Regions from separate parts of the Mus musculus genome. Here region 2 is linked to region 1. The links are chromatin loops, found by intact Hi-C in ENCODE. Cell type or tissue: heart. All regions are shown on one strand. Links, peaks and the distances in the headings refer to the core of each region. The heading gives the core; the rest is flanking DNA.

Region 1 (10,989 bases), core at 1,385-9,384:
GGCAGGCTTCCTCAGCCACTGGGTTTCCATCAGCTGCCACTGCAGCGTCTCCTCAAAGCGCGTGAACTGAAAAGCTGGCACTGGCTCATCTGAAATTCACACACCGGAGCTCCAAACAGACAAGGACGTTCTGAAATTGGAAATGCAGGACGATGGCAGGTGGTGCTGTTCTCCATGAAAAATGAGTTTTAGAGAAACAGCCTTGCTCCTCCCAAAGATGCCTGGGGTTTGTGGGTGATTTGTAATGCTTTCACCGGAAAGCCCTCATCCCCATGAACACATTTTGAAGAGAGAAATCAATCTTACAACATAACAGGGAGAGAAAATCTGTTAGAAAATAATGAAGGGGGGAAAATCTACCTTATTCTAGAATCCTTTATACCAAATAAATGAGTTCCAGACGGGGAAGGCCATATCCATATCTTCCCCTCATTCTTGCCATTTACTGGGTAGACGTAAGAAGGAAGATTGAAGAGAGGGACTGTTACCCAGCTCTACCAGCCATTCCATCTCAATAATTTAGGTGGGATGCCATCAGAGAGAGACAATATTTATCATTTCACCTCAGAAACTCCCTCACCTTATCTTTAACATCTAATACTATGTCAGTGTTCATCTACAGTAGAAAATAACTAAAACTCCCCATGTAACAACTCACAAGAATGCACCATGATAAAATATGCATCCCAATACAAAATGGTAGTTACTATCTTCTTGGGTGTAATTGCAACCTTTAAATGAATACAGCAGCACATAGTGGTTCAATTGAACTCCCAGGCCCCGTTGAACTGTGCCTCAGACTCTGAGACTAGAGAAGGAGAAGAAACCATGAGGCACTCTAAAGGACACATCACAGAATGCATGACAATAAGAAGCTCACCAAGCCAGGCATGGTGGCACACACCTTTAATCCCAGAACTTGGGAGGCAGAGGCAGGAGGATTTCTGAGTTCGGGGCCAGTCTGGTCTACAGAGTAAGTTCCAGGACAGCCAAGGCTACACAGAGAAACCCTGTCTTGAAAAACAAACAAAAAAAGAAGCTCACCAATTTTAGGAGCAGGTAAATTACTGACTGAGGTAGAGTTCAGGAAAAGGTATGGGGCAAAGATGGAAGGTTTAGGGAAGAAGACAAGAGATGGACTAGGGAGAAAGATTGGAAAGTATATCCATGAAAACAGCAATCTAAAGTGAATGTCCACCAGCATGCAGAGAAGTCCCCTTTATACTGGGAAAGAGGGGGGAAACAGCCACTCTTTTCAGGATAGATGAGTCTTAATAAAAGTTGTACAATTGACCCGAAGAAGAAATGAGATGAGATTTTGGAAAAGAAGTGCCATCTACAGGTAATGTTGCTTTCCACCTGTCTCCAGAGCCCCACAAACCTCATCTTCCAACCCTCTCCAGAGGAACCTTGGGTGCAGGAGATGGGGATCTGGCTTAGCAGCAAATCACTTATCTGTCATGTGTAAGGTGTGGGGTTTGACCTTCAAACCCAGAAAACAGAAAACTAAACAATGAAGAATCATATAGACAGACTATTCTTCTCCAGTGTCTTTCTGACCCTTTCTCTGTGTTAAGAACTTCTTTTCTAAAATACACAATCCAAGCACAGCTTGTCTGGGAGAAAGAAATTCTATGAGCACTCACAATGAGTCAATAAATAATCCAGTAGAAGCCAAGACGGTACTAGTCTGGAATGCCACTTATGTATGGGCAGGAGTCACAAAGTACTCACTGTCTTTCCCCTGTACATCCAAAGGACCAATACACAAAACAGAGACCATCCCAAGGAGAAGCCTAGCTGCATGCCCTGGACACAATGACAGAAAGATGTTACAACTTGAGATGTCCTTAAAATACACACCAGTGAAGGTAATGGGGACTGAACATGAAAGAACATGCTGAAAAGCATGTCATGATGAACTCAGAAAAATAAGAAACAGTGCAGAACCATGTATGAGTACAATGGAACTCACAGGCAAAAAACACCTCACCTCAAAGCTCAGGAAGATGTCCAAAACCTGACACAGGCACAGTGAATCTAAGATAATAATTACCCTGTGCCCTTTAAACCATACATTCCAATCCTCGAATAGGAGTCAAAAACATATTGAGGTGACTCAACTAGTGGGTCTTTATCTGATGGGTCAATGCCTAAGAAAAGAGTTGAAGGCTTTGCTACCACATCCCATAACAGAAACCAGAGAGTAAGGTGTGTGTTTCTATATGTATGTGTGTGTACACACATATATAATAAAATGTGCACTATTTTGTCATACGTCCTTTCCCATGTGTCTCTGCTGGTAATTTCAGTAAGAACACCAAATAGCTATTAAGTGTGCCACCCACAAGCTTCCAAGTCAAGAGGTCATTTCCATATGGCATTATGAAAGGTAAGTTGAAAGAATTTGAGCTCCATCTCTGATACTAGTGAACTTTACATTTTAAAATTATTCCTCCCACAGTCAGCAAATATTCTTTAACTGTCCACTAGCCAATAATAAATGTGGGAGAGAATCAAGATGACTGAATAAGAAAATATGCTCCCTAGGAAGGACTTCAGGAAAGGGGTCAGTCCTCTACCCACATTAGCAAGGACAGACCATGGGCTTAATTAGGAGTAAGCTAATGCAGATCCTAAGTAGTGAGACCCAGCTCGAAGCCTAATGTAGACAGTAGAAAATAAAAAAGGGCGAGTCAGACCCAGGTTCATTGTCTGCAAGATGTTAATAGCAAAGAACAGCATCTCCTGACTCTGGTTTAAAGGCCTTATAATGATAGGTCCAAGTATAACAGTCCAGAATTCAAATTCCCAGCAGAAGAAATACAAGCTTTGGACCTTGCTCCAAACTCCATTTCCATCTGCACTCATTCTTTGAGTCTGCTCCTTTCCTTGATTGCCAATGCCAATGCCCCATTTGAAGGCCTGGGATCAACAATAGATCAATGGGTAAATATCTGTGCAACACACTTAGTACAATGTCAGTCACTCATGTTAGTTCCTGTTCTCATTTTTATACCAATTGTGAATACATGAAGGGAAGAAAGATAACGCTGATGATACATAAAGGAAAGATACTGAATTGAGAATTGTGATGTGTCTGCCACAACAGTGAGCTCTGTAACTGCAGACTTTCCTACCAGCACTTAAGTTCTCCCTAGTTAATGACTCTGAGATTTCTTGTATATGAATATATGTGTATGCCAATAGCTCTGGCTCATTTCTGCTAGCTCATAACGCAGCTATCCCATTTAATGTAGCTCAACTCATGACATGTGGCTAGTTACCTGGTCCTTAGTTTCAAGCAATGATGGTTATCTTCCTCTGTGTCCAGGAGAATCTCTCCACCCTGACTCAGCCCCAGGATATTTCTCTCTCTCTCTCTCTCTCTCTCTCTCTCTCTCTCTCTCTCTCTCTCTCTCTCTCTCTCTCTCTCTCTTCCCTCTCCTCTCCTCTCCTCTCCTCTCCTCTCCTCTCCTCTCCTCTCCTCTCTTCAGCTTTCCTCTCCTCAAATCCTGCCTCAGCTCATTGGCCAAACATCATTTTATTGACAGGTGACTTTTTACATAGTACACAAGACATTGTTTGTACAGAGCTCTGTGTCTTCATAAATTAGCTCACATTCAATCACAAGTAAGATGAACAAGGTGACCTCTGAGATGTCTTTTGGCAAAAGGGAATTCTGGTAGGAATGGGTGACAGTGCTAAAAGTAACAGGGTATAGAGACACCAGCCTCAAGTAACACAAGAATAGCTCAACTGAGCTAGAATTGCTAACCCTCTCAGTACTAGAAAATTCAGAGATCAAACAGAACAGCCTTGGATTATATATAAAAGAGTTGGGGGACACAGAGAGTAAGAGCAGGAGAAAAGAGACAGAACTCTTCAGAAGTCACATTTACAGGTTTTAGATGAGTCTTACATATCCAAGATAGACTTTAAATCACTGATCACTGATCCTTACTGGACAATCCAAGAGACTCCATAATGGAGTACCATGATTCTTGTGTACAGTAGATAGGCAAGAAAGATGTAGGTGTCAAAAGAGGGTTAAGTAGCAACCATTTTGGGAGATGTGTTGGCCTCTGTCCATGTAAACACACACCTATTCTCCCTATTATTAGATAGGTGTCCTCATCTCTGTTTCAAGTACTATATATAAATCACTCCTTCCAACCAGACAACTGGCCTAACCCCTGCTCAAATTAGAAATATACCATTTAGTATTAATGGGAGCTACTTAAGCAGTTTACAGAGGGTAGGAGGACCTAGCTGGGCTAAAGATGCCACAGTCTACTCTTCCAAGTCCTTGAGCCTCAAGAATATACATCCTACAAAAAAAAAAAAACCCAGATTTAACATCATGTCATGAGATGAGAGGGAAGTGACTTTTCTCTACTGTTTGCCCCTCTCCACACATAAAGGCAAAAACACCTAACCATTAACCACCAGAAGTATCACACTGGGACTATTTCAGAATAGTATCTGAAAAGTAATAAAATGTTTTTTAATACTCCACAAAAGGACAATTCTTTACACTCATCCTTAATTATGCTGTCTCTCTGAAATATCTCCAGACCCCACAGGCTCTCAGGAGCCCCAGAAGAAACAGCTACAAGGCTATTTCAACCCAGCCCTAGTCCTAGACCATCCAATGACACCATATGCTTTCTGCACTTCCCATTACCCTTCATACTCACTCTGCTGAATCTCTCTGTGGCTCTGCTTGGCCACTTTCTCTTCATCCTGAGATAGCAATATAAATGCCTCTTCCACCTAGAATTCCACGGTTGAGTCCAAGATTGGCTTAAATGCCCTTTCTTACCTATACCTTTACATGTCCCAGCAATAGCTGGTTCTACTATCATTGTCTGTTGGCTTATCTGTCTCCTCTATCATGTTAGCTTATCTGTCTCCTCCACACACTTATCAGATCCTTGAGGATAGAGTTTCATCTTCAATTACTTAGTGCAGAAGTCGCATATAGAAGTTAATAATTATTTATTAAAAAATGAATAAATCAATCAAAGTAGATAAATGCTTGGAATAAAGAACTACTTGGGTCTACTTACACACAAGCTAGTAAACCTGGTGAGAGAGAAGTAGAAAATCCCAGACCTGAAATATGGGTACATCCCCTACAGTTCACAGTGCTGCCGGTTGATGATTGTGGAGCCAAAAATCAGAACTGATGAATGGGCAGTGTCAGAGGACAAAGGAAAGACTCCCAAAGTCACACTTGATTCCCTTTACAAGGAAAAAAAGAAGGGACCTACCTTTTATAGAGCATATACAAATATCCCTTTTATACTAAGATAAGGCAAGGCACAGGAAGCTAATAACACATCATGCACATAGCAACGTGGTATAAAACTTGGCCATTCTGATTTCAGAGTCCATACCTTTTCCCCCCTTCTCCTTCCCACCTTTTCCCAGATGCTCCTTTCGACATTCTGGGAAACAAGATGTTGGCTGGGAAGCTCAGCACCCCAAAGTCAAGACTTATGATGCAGAATGGTAGCCCGGAATCAGTAAGCGCATGCATAGGTGCCCATACAAAGGGCCAAAAGTGAGTCTGTCTTCAAAAACAGAAAAAAAAAATGATTAAGATTAAGAGAAAGGGCTATGAAGGGTGAAGAACAGAGTCCAGAAAGGCTCCTCCAGAACAATGACTAATAAAACAATGTTGTATGAAAACATCACAAAGCACACCTGCTCTTGCTCCACCAAAACACATCCCCAATGCAGAGCCATATTTAACTGTCATTATCAGCAGGGCCCCACCACCCAGTTTTCAGCTTACAGTCTCCTCCCTTCAAAGACAAAGGTATCTAGTGTGGAGAGAATGGCTTAGAGTAAACCAAAAGGCATCCAACTCCCAGCCAAATGAAAACGCCACAGGCACAAGGCCAAAGAGTATTCTTGGCCTGGATGGCATTCACCGCCCTAAATTTAGCGAACTGGTGAGCTTTTTCAGGAGCATCATATTCAACCTTTTGCAAGCCAGAGAGCTACCTCCTAATGCACAGCTTGCTTTCCCTCTGAAGCTGAACACACTGTCCTTGGCTTTGTCATGGGAAAAGCAATGCCAACAAAAGCGCTGTGTTGTCACCTAGCCCCTGCCTGTCCAAGCAGCACTTGGATGGGGTTCTTTAAGGCCACTGCCAAAGGCCTCTTCCCCAGAAAGAGAGTTCAACACACACTCACACACACTCATACACTCACTCACACACTCAGACACTAATACTCACACACTCACTCACACACTCACACATACACACACGTAGTCATACACTCACACACACATTCACACACACTCACTCTTACACTCTCACACACACTCACATGCTTGCATACACATACACAATCACACAGACTCACTCACACATACATACTCACATTCACACACTCACATACATACACTCTCAAACACACACATAACATTCACCCACACAACATTCACACACACACACACACACACACACACCCTGTAACTGCACCGTATTTTCTGAAAATTACTTCTTTTAATTTTTTTGAGGTTATAACACAATTCCATCATTTCTCCATTTCCTTTCCTTCCTCCAAAGCCTCCCATGTACACCTCCGTGCTCTCGTTCAAACCCATGGCCAATTGTTACATACACATGTTCCTATCTTCATAAGTACAGCATGCTCAGTAATGTCACTTGTCTGTATGATCTTGATCTTTATTACCCAAGATTCAGACTTTTGCATTTTAACCAGTCTGCCCCAAAACTGCCATTTTAGAGTGAGAATATTTTAGGAAGAATTTTCATACCCATTAACATAATGCAGGCCTATGTAGATCATATCATTCTAACGTTCTAACATTTCTGGTTCCATTTCATCCATTGACAACCAGGTAGGGACTGAGAAGCGACAATGGGAGGCTAGAAGGTAAGAGACCTTGGGCTCCTAGATAGAAAGTCTCACACACACTCAGCAGAATCATATGCAGAATAGAGGTGATGAGATCTAGCTTTTCTCAATAAAGAAAGTTAGTATTACTCTTGGGTGAGTATTGATTTGGGGAATTTTTAGAACCAAGGGGTGAGATGAACAGCCCTTGAGACATACAGAAGCCAAGGGCTAGAGAGGCAGTTTTGGAGCATTTGTGACTAAAAACGATGTTGAAAAGTGGGAGATGGTTCAAGAGTAAAGATCCTGAAGGACTGTGCTGACCCCTGGCACCCATGGAAGAAGCCAGGCATTGTGGCACTTTTCTAACCCCAGAACTAGGCACAGAGACTGGCAAATCTCCAGACCTCTAAAGCTTGATACTAGTCATTATAGCCAAATTGTTGAGCTCCAGATTCAGTGAGAGACCCTGCCTCAAGAACATAGGTAGAAAGTGATAAAAAAGAAAACACCCAAAGCTAACCTTTGGCCTCCACAAGCACAAACAAGTACACACATATATACCATACACATACACATGCACAAACACAAAAGTGACATCAAGATTCAAGTGAAACTTTTATCAGACTAATGAGAGCCATGTTTGGACACGCACAATGGTCAACGGAGGGTGTGAGAAAAGAAAGAAAAGATGCAGGATCATCCAAGCAAGGGTACTAGTTAGATAGCCAATCATACTTCAGATATCTTGAGGTCACTTCTGAGCTCTTCCATAGAACTTACAACTCTGCCTTGTGTTTGAGAACAACAACTTTCTCTATTGTATAAAAAACAAAAACAGAGTAAAAAGAATAAGAACTATATTTAAAATTCCCACCACAATTATGTATGCATACCTTACCTTTAATACAGCCTCATGAACAGTATGGCCCACAAAAAATGAGCTTCCCTTTTCAGAAACCTGGGTCCTGTGTAAGAAGAAATATAACTACAGAGAACCCCTCCACACACCCTAAAAATATTTGTTTTTGTTGGTCAATTTCTATTTCCAAAGTTTGTGAGCCTTCTTCAAATGAGGCTACCCTTCCTAAGAGGCTCCTAAAGTTCCTGATAAGATTCTGCCCAGAGTCCCTCTGCTCATCTCAGCTGAACATTGCCATCCTCTGAAGTCTCAGCCTCAATATTCATGGTGCTTATGCAAGCTCTAACTTGGGTTTCTTGACTCTGCTTCTGTAACCTCCTCCCTTGCTGTTATTCATCTCTCTAAGCCAGTGGTTCTCAACCTGTGGTTAATGATGCCTTTGGGGATGCGTATCAGATATGCATAATAGTAGCAATGAAAATAAGTTTATGGTTGGCAATCACCACAACATGAAAGACTGTATTTAAGGGTCGCAGCATTAGGGAGGTTGAGAACTGCTGCTCTCTAAGCCTTCTCTTGCTAGTCTGGTCCCTACCCCTGCAGAAACTACTCAGGTCTACCCTGAATTCTCCATTGGCTTGACCCTCTTATTTCAGTTTCTGATCATTTCTGACTCTGTCTTCCCAAGACAGTTGAGCTTGCTGTGTACAGTGGTGTTTTGCTCACAGCCCCACTGATGCACATCCCTGTATTATTCATTCTTGTGTCTCTCTTCTCGCTTCCCTACCTGGTTTTAGCTCAAGGACTTCTTAGTAGGTTGTCAGTGCCAAGCTTATCCCCCCACAATAAATCCAAGTTTTTCATGTGGTCACTACTCCCAGGCCATTGTGTCCCCTGAAAGCCACAGCTATTCTCTGCCTTTATTCTATGCTTTTCTTTCTGTTCATCATATAGCCAGTCTGTCTGCACTCGGCACTTGCTCTTCTGTCTGTGTTCTGAAGCCAAAACTCTACCTCAATCTACCTTGTCCCTAGTATTCCCCGGCTTGTACTTTTTACCTTATATTTAGTGGCAAGTTCAGCATGCAGAATAATCCAAAACAAAGAGCTCCTTAGCAGGCCATATGACTTTAAATCAATAAAGTATGGAGTAAAGCTATGATAAAGAGAATTACCAACTGAAAGAGTGCAAGCCAGGGGTTTACTTTTTATCTCTATGTCCCCAGTGCTTAACTCGGTGTTTGATATAAAATCCATTCCTATGAATAAAATGAATGAATGAAATGTAGGTTCTGTAGAACTAAGCTGAAAGCAATGACCAAAAGAAAACAGTTTTATGTTTATTCTCCAATTAGTTGACTTCTCAATATATTGTTACATTTATATGAAGTCATAGATGGTTTCTTAGTACCTTGAGATAATGGATTAATTGTCTGGACTCTACTCCCATCACAATCTTCAGATTTCCTTCAAACTCTTCCCAAATCATCTTGAAGTTTTGTTCAGCATGGTGGATAGCACCATTCCCACATTAAAGTTAAGTTCCCTACTTAGAACACTGTGAATGTGCCTGTTGAATCTGAAGGCAAGAGAGAGAAGACTGGAAAGGAGACTATATTCCTTTGAAGTCGGTATTATGTAGGCATATCAGTAGATTGGATGTTAGCTGGATCTGAGATTTCATGTATAGTGTTTATATGACTCTAAATATTAGCTCCAGTGGACACAGAGGCTCCCTGTATCACACACACATACCCTCCCCTATAGCCATAGAGTACCCAACTCCAGCTAACATGTTCCTCCTGATGTGAGCAGGAATCTACTGGCTGTTTCTCTAAATGTGAGTTGTTTGGTTGGGTTCACTCAAAACTAGAGCTCAGACAGAGGTTCAGTGAGCTCCGGTGATGGGAGAGGTGATACACTCTGTGTAACATCATGACAGAGGAAGGTAATGTCTTATGGACAGTCTTCCTTCCTTTTAATTTTTACAACTAGTGTAACTTCCATTTTCTCCCCTAAAAGTTGAACAAAAATAGATTTATTTTAGCCTGCTCTAGAGGGAGACCAAAGTGCCTTTCTTTAATAGGTCATATTATCATAATTTAAATTAATGCTCTTCCTTGGGTTTTAATATGATCATTTTTATCCCTGATGATCTTTTCAGTAACTTTTTAAAAGGCTGAAATCTAGGATTTTGAAGTCCCTGAGGAAAGAGGTGCTGAGTTTGATTAATTTTATGTCATGCTTTTGGGTGTATGATATTCTTTAATTTTATCTTAGTGGGAAAAGGAACCAAGATTCCAGATGTCACCTGCATCCATTAGACATGCTTGGTCCTAGGATTCCCTCAAGGGCTTCTCAGAAATATTCTTTGTAAAGTATCTAAGCAACAATTATAATAACCAGTTTCCACTAGCAGCACTTTTTATCACTGTAACATATCCAAATGACTAACAAATCACATTAATATTAGTAACTCCAGGAACAAACATGTGGTAGAAAAGGGGACCTGGGAAAGGCTACCATCTCTCTTCCTCTGTCTGAGCCTGTTGTGTCCACAGTGTATAGTTATGACCAGGCTTAACCTTAGATCTAAGTCCATCTTAACCTGTTGAACTGAATGACACCAAAACACAGCCTTACCATGCTTGTCTCAAAAGAACTACAGAGTAGGAAACCACCTAATACAATCATCTTCCAAAGATGCAAATCACCTGTATAATTTTCCACACCAAGGAAGGTCAAGTATAAAACTTCAATCAAAAACATCTTATTCCTTAGGAACAATCATTCATTTGACAGCTGGTTAAACAAAATGAAATCAGACTGGCTTCCCCAAGGTCACAGTTGAGACATGCATTGTAGTTGAAAGGCATGGAACTCATAAGCAGCAAGATGACCCTGAATTAGGAACAGCTGAGTCTCAGTGGAGCCCAGCAGTGTCATGAGCCACATTAAGGGAATGAGCCAGGGCTTATGCTGAGCCCCTAGCCAGGAAACAGAAGCCAAGCAGGAATCTATCTCCTCAGAGGCATCGGGTGGGAAAAGACTAGAGCCTAAACATAAATACATGGTTAGGCAGATTGCTCCTGAGTGGCCAGAAACAAAACAAAGTCTGAATTGGGTGAAGAAGGATAAAAAGGAGGTAGACCAGATGGTAGAGTTATGTGAGCTGTGTTGCAGATCCTGGGTAGACATCCAAGATAAAATGGACTTCATGCTGAATCAAATCCCCAGCTAATTTTGTTG
Region 2 (10,989 bases), core at 1,427-9,426, 99 kb after region 1:
CTCTAGCTGCATAGGTAGCAGAAGATGGCCTAGTCGGCCATCATTGGGAAGAGAGGCCCCTTGGTATTGCAAACTTTATATGCCCCAGTACAGGGGAATGCCAGGGCCAAAAAGTTGGAGTGGGTGGGTAGGGGAGTGGGGTGGGGAGGGTATGGGGGACTTTTGGGATAGCATTTGAAATGTAAATGAAGAAAATACCTAATTTAAAAAAAAGAATCCCAGGTGATCACAGTGAGCTGTTGTATGTGTGATCCATTGGTTCTGACGATCAAAGCTATTGGAAATCTAGTATCATTACCTGAGAGCAAACTCCTCTGAACATCATTCTGAGATCATGTCTCTAAGTTATCTTTGAGAGAGAGAGAGAGAGAGAGAGAGAGAGAGAGAGAGCACTTCACCTGTATGGTCAAATAGAATAAATATAAACACTGTAAAGAAATATATTTACAGAAGAAAGAGCCCCCTTGAAAGCCAGAAAGGTTTCATATTTTGATAATGGTTAGATAAATGAACCAAACCATCCTTTCATTTCAATGTTACCATTGCTTAAAATTCAATAAGGGATTCCTGGGGGGGCGGGGTGTTATGGACACTGTTTCCTGGTGATATGGTTCTGGAAAGTTATATACACATGACACATGAATTTGTGCAACAACTCAGTGAAGCGTGGCAGATGAGATGTGCAAAGAACTGCAAGTTTCCCTTATCTTTGCCCTTAAGGTCAGTCTTCTATGCAGACTGCATGCCTAACAGCTTAAGGCGAAAATCCAAGTACCTTTGACTCTCCTTCCCCCTCACCCGCCTCAGCACTGTAGTGAGGAAAGCATCTGTCCATTTTGCTTTCTGGCTATCTGTCCTACTGCCTCAGATCCCTGACTCCTATTGGCCCAAGGAAACCTGTTATTTTCCATCCTAGTTTCTCCAGTGCTTGTGTGAGACAGGGCCCTGGATGAAATTAAGGCTGTATCAAGGACAAGTGCAAGGATTCAGGGATGTTGAAGCTGGAAGCTGCACATTACACAGATGGGACCAACAGATAAAAAAAACTCTATGATCCCAACTTGAGTTCTTGTAAAGAGCATTCTGAAGATACATTTTGGGTTGGGCAAGTCATACAAAGGGCCACTGTTCTTTGCATTCTGTTGCTGTGATAAAACACAGACCCAAAACAACTTGGGGAGGAAAAGGTTCATTCCATTCTGTACCTTACAACCCATCACCAAGTGGAACCAAAGCAGGAGCTCAATGCAGAGGAGCCTAGAGGCCAGAACAGAAGCAGTAACTATGGAGGAGCTGCTTGCTCACTGTAGCTTCCTCAGATACCTTCCTTATATTGCCCGAGCTCCCACCTACCCATAGATGGCAACATCCATGAGGGGTAGGCCTTTCTTCATCAATTAGCAATCATGAGAATGCCCCAGGCCTATCTGATGGAGGCAGTTCTTTGATTGAGGTTCCCTCTTCCCAGGCATAGCAAGTTGAGAGTCAAGATCAGCCACCACAGTCACCATTCCAAGAGCCATCCCCCAAAACTCCAAAAGGCTTACTACCAGAATTTTTAAAATATACTCTAAAGTGTGTAATATAGCAGGTAAGATCTGGGTGATACAGCTCTGAATCCCAAAACTGCCATATTAGACAAAGTATTTAATAACTCTGAACCTCAGACTCTTCATCCAAAATAAGAATAGTGGTGGCCGCTCTATAGGGCTGCTCTGAAAATAAGAAATGCATATTCATGAGTGACTAATACATAGGAATAACTCAATAAACTCTAGATGGTACTCATCAATAACTAGGGGTGTGTGTGTGTGTGTGTGTGTGTGTGTGTGTGTGTGTGTGTGTTGTGTATTAGAAAGAAAACAAAAGTCAGAAAAGTATGACTCCTTAGGGTTACATCATCCTCATTTTGACTGTCAATAGATCACAAAATTCTCTAGAGCTTAAAAATCTAAGTTTACCCACATATTCCTTTAGCAGCAGGGCCAGAAACCAATGCCACTTTGATAGCTAAGGGTCACAAGTAGGGTAGTGGGTAAGGGCAAAGAGTAGAGGAAATGGGGGCAGAAAATACATTAGGAAATGACAAGTACTTTGAGGTCAGCACAAAAGAGCTTTCGGTCCCTGCTTTTTTCTTAATGAGCGATTCCTGGAGTCAGGTCACAGTGTCCCCATCCACCCAGTGTGAACCAAGTGGGTAAGTGCTTTGAAACGACCTTGTTAGGATCTCAATTGAACATGCTCTGTCCACTTAGTACTTAATGCAGCGATCAGAGCAGACAGATGCTTAGAAATTACTTTTAAATGAGCATTTGTGGTCGGCCTCTCTTCTCTCTCTGTAAGCCATGTTGAAATAAAGATGACAATGATCATAGCCATACACAGTAGCCCTGTTACAGCACTGTTTGTTCTACTGAGGCTCCACCCTGGATCCTCTCCAAAGACACTTGGCTATTCAGCTACTAGAGATGTCTGTTTTAATATGGCTTTACAGAAAGAAAAATAAAGGCAAGAGGGATACATAAAAATTTGAAATTAACAGAATGCCTTGTTGTACCCGCCTCTCTGAAAAATTAGGAGGTAGTGGAGTGAGAAATAGAGGAAGCAACCACATTTTATAATCTTCCCAACAGAATAAGTGTACAAAAGGTACATGGAAGAGAATGTTTCCTAATTTGGTTAGGGGATGTTTTACAGCTGTATCAAGTCCCCCAAATGCATAGCCATGATGAAAATGTTGAGACAGACAGATATCCCTTCTGGTCTTTCAGTATGACTCAGATGTCTTAATGTTCCAGGCGCTGTTGAGTATATCAGGGATACAAGAGTGATGGGGGGAGTGGGGGTGGAGAGACAGCTTCTCTTGGAGCTCCCAGATCAGTAGGGGAAGCAAGCAGGAATCATACCCCGGTGCAAGAGTCAGATACTCATTGGTCTCACCTCTCTTCCTCTGTGCCACCTTGTGTCCTGGCAGCTTCCCACAGTCTCAACTGCTCAATGTGCCTCTTTCTTTCCCCCCCACCCCCCAAAATTTTTTTTACCGCCTTTGTATGTAACACCAGCAGGATCCACTGGGCCCTCATACACATGTAGTCTGGAAGACTAAGAGAGTTGATATTGCATGGGACATGGGTAATAGGGGTTGGAAGCCAGTGATTCATTTTAGGTCCCATGAGCAGACGATTTTTTTGGGTGTGTCTACACAGCTTGTTAATGAAGTGAAATATTCCCAGAAAGGACAGCAAAGTCTTCTGTCTTAGTACCTACGAAGATGTCCTGAGTTGGAAATAGTTTCCCTTGTGGATGGTTCAGTTACTGGAATGTCTTATGGACTAATCCAATATGGCTGACATCCTGATAGTGGGATTCATTGGAGAGAAAGCATCACATGAAGAGGACGGCAGAGGGTGGATTGATGCATCTCCGTGGCATAAACAGCCAATGGCTACCAGAAAAACACGGCAAGGAGCATGCAGTAGAGTAGATTCTCCCTCATAGCCTGTCCTGGCTAGGTTTTTGTAAACTTAACACAGTTTAAAGTCATTTGAGACAAGGAAGCATTCGTTGAGAAAATGTCCCCACCATATTAGTTAGTCTGTGGTACATTTTCTTGATTAATGATTGATGTGGGAGGGCCCTGTTTACTATGTGTGGTGCCATGTCTGGACTGGTGGTCCTGGGATAGATAAGAAAGCAAGATGAGCAACCCATGAGGAGCAAGCCACTTAGCAGCACTCCTCCATGACATCTGCCTGCTTCAGTTCCTGCCTCAAAGGTCCTGCCTCAAGTTCCTGCCCTGGCTTCCATACTGATGGACTTATAAGCTATAAAGTAAAATAAATCCTTTCCTCCCAAGTTGCTTTTGTTAATGGAGTTTTATCATGGCAAAAGAAACCTAAAACATCCCCTAGATGGAGCCAGCCAGGCCAGCACCTTGATGCTGGACTTCCAGATCTGTGAGAGGACAAAGTCCTATTGTTTCAGCTGCTCAGTTTGCAGCACTTTCTTATGGCAGCCCTGGAAAATGTGTTCAGTGTGTTTCAGTGGGATTGTGCCTCAAGTCCATGGTTAATACAGGGTTCAGGCTGACTCCTGGTTTAATCTCTCTGATATCTTTAGTCTCTTCAGCCCCCCAATTAGACCCCCTAAATAAATCCCCAGTACTGAGCCCTTGTCTCAGAGTCAGCCTGCTAATGGGAAAACATAAGCTAAACCCCTAGAAGATATTTGGCTGTTAACCCAGGTCTCTGAGTGAAGACATCAAAGGAGTACCTCAGACTGTCACATGAGTGATAAATAACATTATCCGCTGGGGTGGAGATTCAGTCATTTACTGCAGCTGCTTACTGGGGATACGACTTGCAAGGCTGGGGCATGGCCAGACATGGCCTCTGTTATCAAGCCCATGATGACAGTCAAGAGGGCTACTGGTGCTCTGAGAAACTCTCAGCAGCCCTTGGTTGCATGCTTTCCTAAGTCAGGTATTGCTTACTGTTCCAGCTAGACCAAGTGGAGATTCTCCTCTACCTGTGATGGGGTTATGTCCTAATAAACCCATCTTAAGTTCAAAATACTATGTCACAAATACATTTGACACTTAACCCAAAGAGCATCATAGTTTAGCAACACAACAACTAGAACTCCCTAGAACTGACTTAAACACCTGCATTTCTACCCTTGGAAGGCAGAGGATTCCTAAAACAAGCTGGCTAGCAAGACTAACTGTATATATGTAAGATCTAAGTATAACAGAGAAGCCGTGCCTCAAATAAGGTAGAATAGCTATGAACAATGATTCTTAACATCAACCTCAGGCCTACCCACAACACATACACACACACACACACACACACACACACACACACACACACACACACCACATACAGAGGAGGAGGGGAACCATAACCAAACCATCATAACCTGGAAGCTATATGTATAGGGGTAGAGTTGTGTTTCTGAGCTTTCTGAAAAGTCACATATCTGTATGACACTTGTACACTCTACCTCATCCTCACCCATCACTTCCTTCCAAGACAAAGAGTTAGTCACTAGATTAGTCCCATTTGCTTACCTGGTGCAGATATTTTCCTGAATAAAGTTTCCCAAAGAAATAAGAGAAAACCCTTTATATGTTAATAGCATTGCAACTAGAAACTGTTAGATTATCACAACCTTCATGTTTATGGCTTGACTCAGACTACATTGTAAACATCTTAGTGTCACCAAAGAACCTCATTGTAAGATGTTCCTATTGGCCCAGGGCTTAAAGAAGCCTTTGCTTTGCACCAAGCAGGAGCTTAATAAATACTTAAGAAGATTTCCCTTATATGTATATGCAATAGTCCCTAAAGAGTCACCCTTCTCCTTTTTTTGTCAAATATCACTGCAAGCATGGCAGTAAAGGGGTAAGTTCAGCTGTTTCTTGGCAGCTGTTTTATGAATCTACAACTAGCTTGTTATTTTTACATGGCCCCATCTATTTCTTTCTTAGCAGGTGCTGATTGTACAGAGGAGTTTCATTAGACATTTCCACACATGCACATAATGTACGTACTTTAATCCTATTGGACCCCAATATTATTCTTTCCATATCTTACACCCATTAATGTTGCCGTCTGGTATTATCTAAGGGTAGAGAGAACTGGGAAGTTCCTTCTGCTATGACCTTGACTCTGATCACGTGGACCACTCATACCCCAGTCCACTCTGCCATATGATTGTCAACAGGCATCTGTCCATTTGGCACCCGAGGACCTGACAAGGGCATGGAAAAAGAAAATGATCTCTCCACATAGTTTCCCACCTGCAGAAGAGCTACGGTGACCTTCCTATTTTTAGCATGGAATAATCACGTCAGGTGTTAGGTGAAGGGAGGAGGGGAGTGGGGCCGGAACTTACCTTAAGCACAGTTGCTTGAGCAGCTTCCAAAACACTCTTGGTGCTGGTTGCATTTTAAAACTGTAAAGAGTGTGAGATCTGCTAAGAGCACAAAATACTAAATACTATAAATAATCTAACTTAGTGGCAATGATTTGTTCAGGATTTGTGTGTGTAGAGTTCACCATTAGGGTATGAAACAGCTGTCAGCACTGTTTAGAAATGAGTCTCCAGAGGAACTGGATCTGTCCCAGTTTCTTGCATCCCCAAAGCTTCAGATCTCCCTGGTGACCTGGGGAAGGCATGGAAGACAGAGAAAGTAGTAACACAGCATAGTTGTCCGGGTCCCTGGGCACAGAAAACTGAGCCAGAGTCCAATGCAGCACGCATTCCCAACCACATTCCAATCATAGGTCACCTCTGAGGACTGAATATTAATTGCATGGAAGAGACATTCATTCCTGTGAGCACCACAAGGTCAGGATCTATTCTCCTTCAGATCCTGTGTTTTCACTGCTGTGTCACAATCCCTGAGATGGTCAATTTAATAAGAGAAAAGGTTTATTTTTGTTCACAGTTTCAAAGGTCCCAATCTGCTGTTACTTGGCCTATGGATTTGCTTGGGCCATAGCTGGTTGGCCTTTGAGGCCTGTGGAGAAGCAGAGAACATCACAGTGGGGGAAGACATTCTGGAAGGAACTGAGAAAGAGAGAAAGGAGCCAGGTACTGAGTGTCTCCTTTAGAAGCATGCCCCCTGGGACCTAACTTCCATCCCTTGAAGATTATACCACCCTCTGAGAGAGAACAGCACAAAATGGCAGCCTTTAACACAAGAGCTTTTGGAGACACTGGGCCAAAGCACAGCAGACTCAAAGGCCAGAGGTGACTTCCAGTGGATGTCACATTTGTCTCTGTTTTAATCACTTTTGGTAGATACTGCACTCTGAACCTTTTGCTGCTGTAAGTTACCAAGTCACTATCCCAGGAGCAACCCTATGGCTTATAATAACATTAGGGGATATAGCAATGAAGGCAGTAACACAGGACCCAGTGAAGAATGCTTTCAGCTCATGAGGGAAAAAAAAAATCAATCCACTGCTTTGGTATTAGCATGTGACTGATTTCATAAAGAAAGGGACCAATATGCTGCTAATGTTGTTGCCGCTGCTGCTGCTGCTGCTGTTGTTGTTGTTGTTGTTGTTGTTGTTATTGTTCACACAGTGAATCTTTCAGATTAAGCACAATCCTGTGTGTGTTTTGAACAGGGTTTTCCCTCTTAAAACTGCCGCAGTGAGAGTTTTCCTCTTGCACTTGACATTTTGGTGTGCACACACACCTACAGTGTGCAGAGACCGGCCGCTGAATACAAAGCAGTCCTTTCTCTGGTCGTGGTGTAACATTCAGAGGCCTTGCTGCTTCCTGGAGCATAACGACCTCAGAAAACGTTACAACGGCTTTGCACTGTGGAAGCAGAACGAACACTCGCTGTCAGCCTTATGGCCAGAGACACAACAGTGGCTTTGCATCCCTACTTTCCCCGACATCCTGTTCCCCTGGGGTCTTCCTGAGTTTGGAAGGTAACTGAATGGCAGGAAGGAGGCAGCTCTCAGGTAGGACAAGCATCACTATGACTGCACCAGAGTCCTTCCGAATGAGCCCCCACTTAAAGGAAACCCAGCCAGTGAGCTGAGGTCAGAGTGCTCCCTTTACAAAACAAACAAGGCTCTGCCAAAATACCTTTCCATATTGAGTCAGCCCCTGGGAGATGGCTCAGGAGGAAAATGCTTAAAGTATTATTGGAGACTGTCACGAACTGGGAACAAACATCCATCAATTCGGGAGGCTCCTACTTCAGAGATGGCAGCTGACTGCACTGACGTCAGCAGGCCTCTGCATCTGTGCAGAGCCAAGGCAACTCTGGGAAGGCCTGAGAATCAGTGTGGAAAAGCAGGTGTGTCTTACTGAGGCCTAGACACAGATCTCTTGCACATGGGGCAGATTTTACCTGGGGGAGAAGCAAACTGAGTGCCATATCATAGACACCAAGACACAATGTTGCACAAAGTCACACAATTAAAACGGTTCTACATGGACTTGCCCAGTCACTAGAGCCACTACAAGCAGGAAGTGAACCAATTGAAGCTTCCTAAAAGCAGGGAGGGGGGCTCAGAGTTGGTGGGGATACATAAGCCCAGGAAAAACAAGTTCTGACTGAGTTCTGCTAGCCATGGAGTCTCTGAAAGCCTGCAGAGGGGCAGAGTCAGAGTTGGGAAACACTGTAAAACACTTGAAAGTTACCTGCATTTGTCCTGCTAAATCTAAAAGCCTCTTCCCTCCCCTCCCCTCCCCTCACTGCCCCCTCTTTCCACCAGAGCTCACAGTCCAGTGGCTCGGATCGAGCACTGACAGACAGTGACACCACTTCCCTGGTGGTGGCCAACCCAGCATGTGCCCACACATGTCTCACAACATCTCTAAGGAACAAGACTATATGTCAGTGTGCTTATTAGAAAGCTTACAGGGCTAAAAGACACGTCTTACAAGTGACAGCTAATATTCATAGTACTCTGGATGGTAAAGCCATGAACCTAATTGATTATTACAGAGCCCTTTTGCTGATGGGTTCCTAGTCTTCTAATTGACTGAGGAACTGTTGAAGGGCCACATCCCTTCCAGGTAACAATCAGAAAAGGAAGCAGATGCGAAAAAAAATGTTCAGATCAGAAGTTGCCTAGTTAGGAACTGCTAAATACAGTATTGTATATTGGTTCCTAACTCAGCAGCCCAGCTTCTACCAACATTGTGTGTGTGTGTGTGTGTGTGTGTGTGTGTGTGTGTGTGTGTATCATGATCTCCCTACCTCTCTCTCACACACATTCTTCACTCACACAATGCCATCCAGAAAAGCCTTATGCCACCAAATTTCTGAGCCATGAAGTTACTATGTGACCCAGCAAACCAGTCACTTAAAGGCATAGCTTGACGATAAATGGAAATGCACATCCAGAGAAAAGTTGATGATGAAAATTAATATCAATATTGCCCCTAACAACTAAAAAACATAAACAAGCCAAATGCATGAATGAATAAACTAATAAGCAAAATACGGCATGCCCGCATGATGGAATATTATTTAACAATAAAAAGGGATGAAGTACTAATACATACTACAAAGAACTACATGGAGTTTAATGCAGTTGACATGAAGTTGGCAGGAAAAGCCAATACACAGATGGAAAGTGAATTAGCGGTTTCCTGGTGTACAGAGGTTGGAGGAGAAATGAAAACTAACAACATTAATGACGTTTTGGGGGGTGGGAATGATGCAGTGTTCAAAACCTGAGTGTGGTAAATGATGAAAAAAGAGACCATGAATTTTGAATGGAACAGTAGGGAGGGATAAGGGGGAAGGATAAGGGGAAGGTGAAATGATGTCATTGTATTATAATCTCAGAACACTGCTTGTGGCATTGGCTGTGTATCTTTGGGAACACTCTAAACCCAAGAACGGTTATCTCCACTGGTGATATGTACAGTGTGCTAATTATCTCTCAGTAGAGCTGTTCTTAAAACCTCCTGAGCTGCAGACAAAGGGCTGGTTTGGGTATTATTTACTGCAATCCTGCAAACGTACTTCTAACAGGTTACAGAAGCCTCGTGTTGGGGGTTGGGGGGAGAAGGGGTGGTTCCTGAACATGTGCCGCGCATGCATGAGGCCAGAGGTAGGCTTTGGGTACTATTCCTCAGGTGCTAGCCACCTTGACCTTTTGAGTCTCTTACTTTTTTTTTGGGGGGGGGGGGTGTCTATTACTAACTTGGAGCTCGCTAAGTAACCTAGGCTGGCTAGCCACTAAGCCTGAGGAATCTTTCTTTCCCACACACAGAAGGGTACACGACCTTACCCGGCTTTTTAAAAGTAGGTGCTAGGGCATTGAACTCAGGTCCTTGAACAAAGCGGTTCTTTCCAGGCTGAGCCGTTTCCCCAGTGCTCTGCCTCACTTTCTCACTGGACTCCATGCTTACTTTCGAGAGCTAGGGTGACTCCCACTCCACCTAATAAGCAGCTTGTGTTGGGTGGCATAGCCAGCTTGGTGAAGAGATTCTTAGCTGTTTCTGCTACTCATGCCCACACACCCAGCTGACTGAAAACTAAAGGCAGGCCCCTGATCCCACAGGAGGGTCACAGAGCAAGACCAGGAGTACAGGGCCCACATAAAAGCCTCCACATAAAGACTAAGACGCTGGCTTGCAGGACCACCAGGGCCTTTCCATCTGGATGTCACACACACCTTGCCGAACTGTGTATGCATTCGGTAAGTTTCTACAAGTATCTAACCTAACTGGGGTCTCAGTATTCAGTGGAGAACCAGTCCCCCAGCCCACCCTGCCTGGGAGCTTCTTAGGCAGGGAGCATAGCTGTGAGCAGATGTTTCCTTAAATCAATTAATTACAGTTATGATAAGGGCTCTGTGGGGGAATCAGAAGCACCAAGAGAATAGACTGGGACCAGGCCTGCTCTGAATTAAAGACAAACGGGGAAATGGAAAGCATATCTCCCGACAGAAGTCAGGTGAATTGACCTGTTTCAGGATTTGTTTTCCTCGGTGCTGCCAGTCTGTCTGGGCTTTCCTATTTGTTTTAGTTCAGTGCACATACAATATTCACTGAACCCTCAGGTTTGCACAAATGAGAAACTTCTGTCAACACTGCCAGCCATACTAGTCCTGAAGAAATGCTGTAGTCTATATCTTAAGTGGCCACAAAGGTGCCTGTGTTACAGGCAAGGATTTCAGAACCTTGAGGAGATGAGAGCTACATGGAAGAAGTTGGGTTAATGGGGCACAGAGTTTTGGAACAGGCTCTGGGGACTTGGTCCCTTCCTGCCTTTCTCTTTTTCTCCTGACTTCTATGACGTAAACAGACATCAACTGTCACATGTCCCTGCCATAGTAAACTATGTAGCTACAGGCCCCAAACCATGAAGACTTCGAAATCAGCAGCCAAAATAAACCTTTCATCCTTATAAGTTGATTGTCTCCGGTATTTCGTCACAGTGACAGAAAGCAGCCTAACTCGGTAGAATATGTGATCCTGTTCTCTGCCTTTTAATCT

What was found. A loop is a pair of places that touch in the nucleus more often than their neighbours do. Peaks named below come from ENCODE experiments on the same cell type or tissue, not always from the same donor. Only the 100,000 strongest peaks of a DNase experiment are listed, where the experiment ranks them.
Region 2: it touches region 1 in a loop (9-fold over the local background); 6 of 42 quality-filtered maps call a loop at or near these places.

What each region holds. Positions count from the first base shown.
Region 1 is chr9:52,959,848-52,970,836 of GRCm38, forward strand. No RefSeq gene overlaps it. Among named protein-coding and RNA genes, the nearest start is that of Gm39339, 88 kb to the left of the region's middle. In heart, for the core only: no CTCF peak of the experiment used is centred there; a DNase peak (open chromatin) is centred at 5,944.
Region 2 is chr9:53,058,972-53,069,960 of GRCm38, forward strand. No RefSeq gene overlaps it. Among named protein-coding and RNA genes, the nearest start is that of Ddx10, 180 kb to the right of the region's middle. In heart, for the core only: no CTCF peak of the experiment used is centred there; a DNase peak (open chromatin) is centred at 5,760; H3K27ac peaks cover 2,042 bases.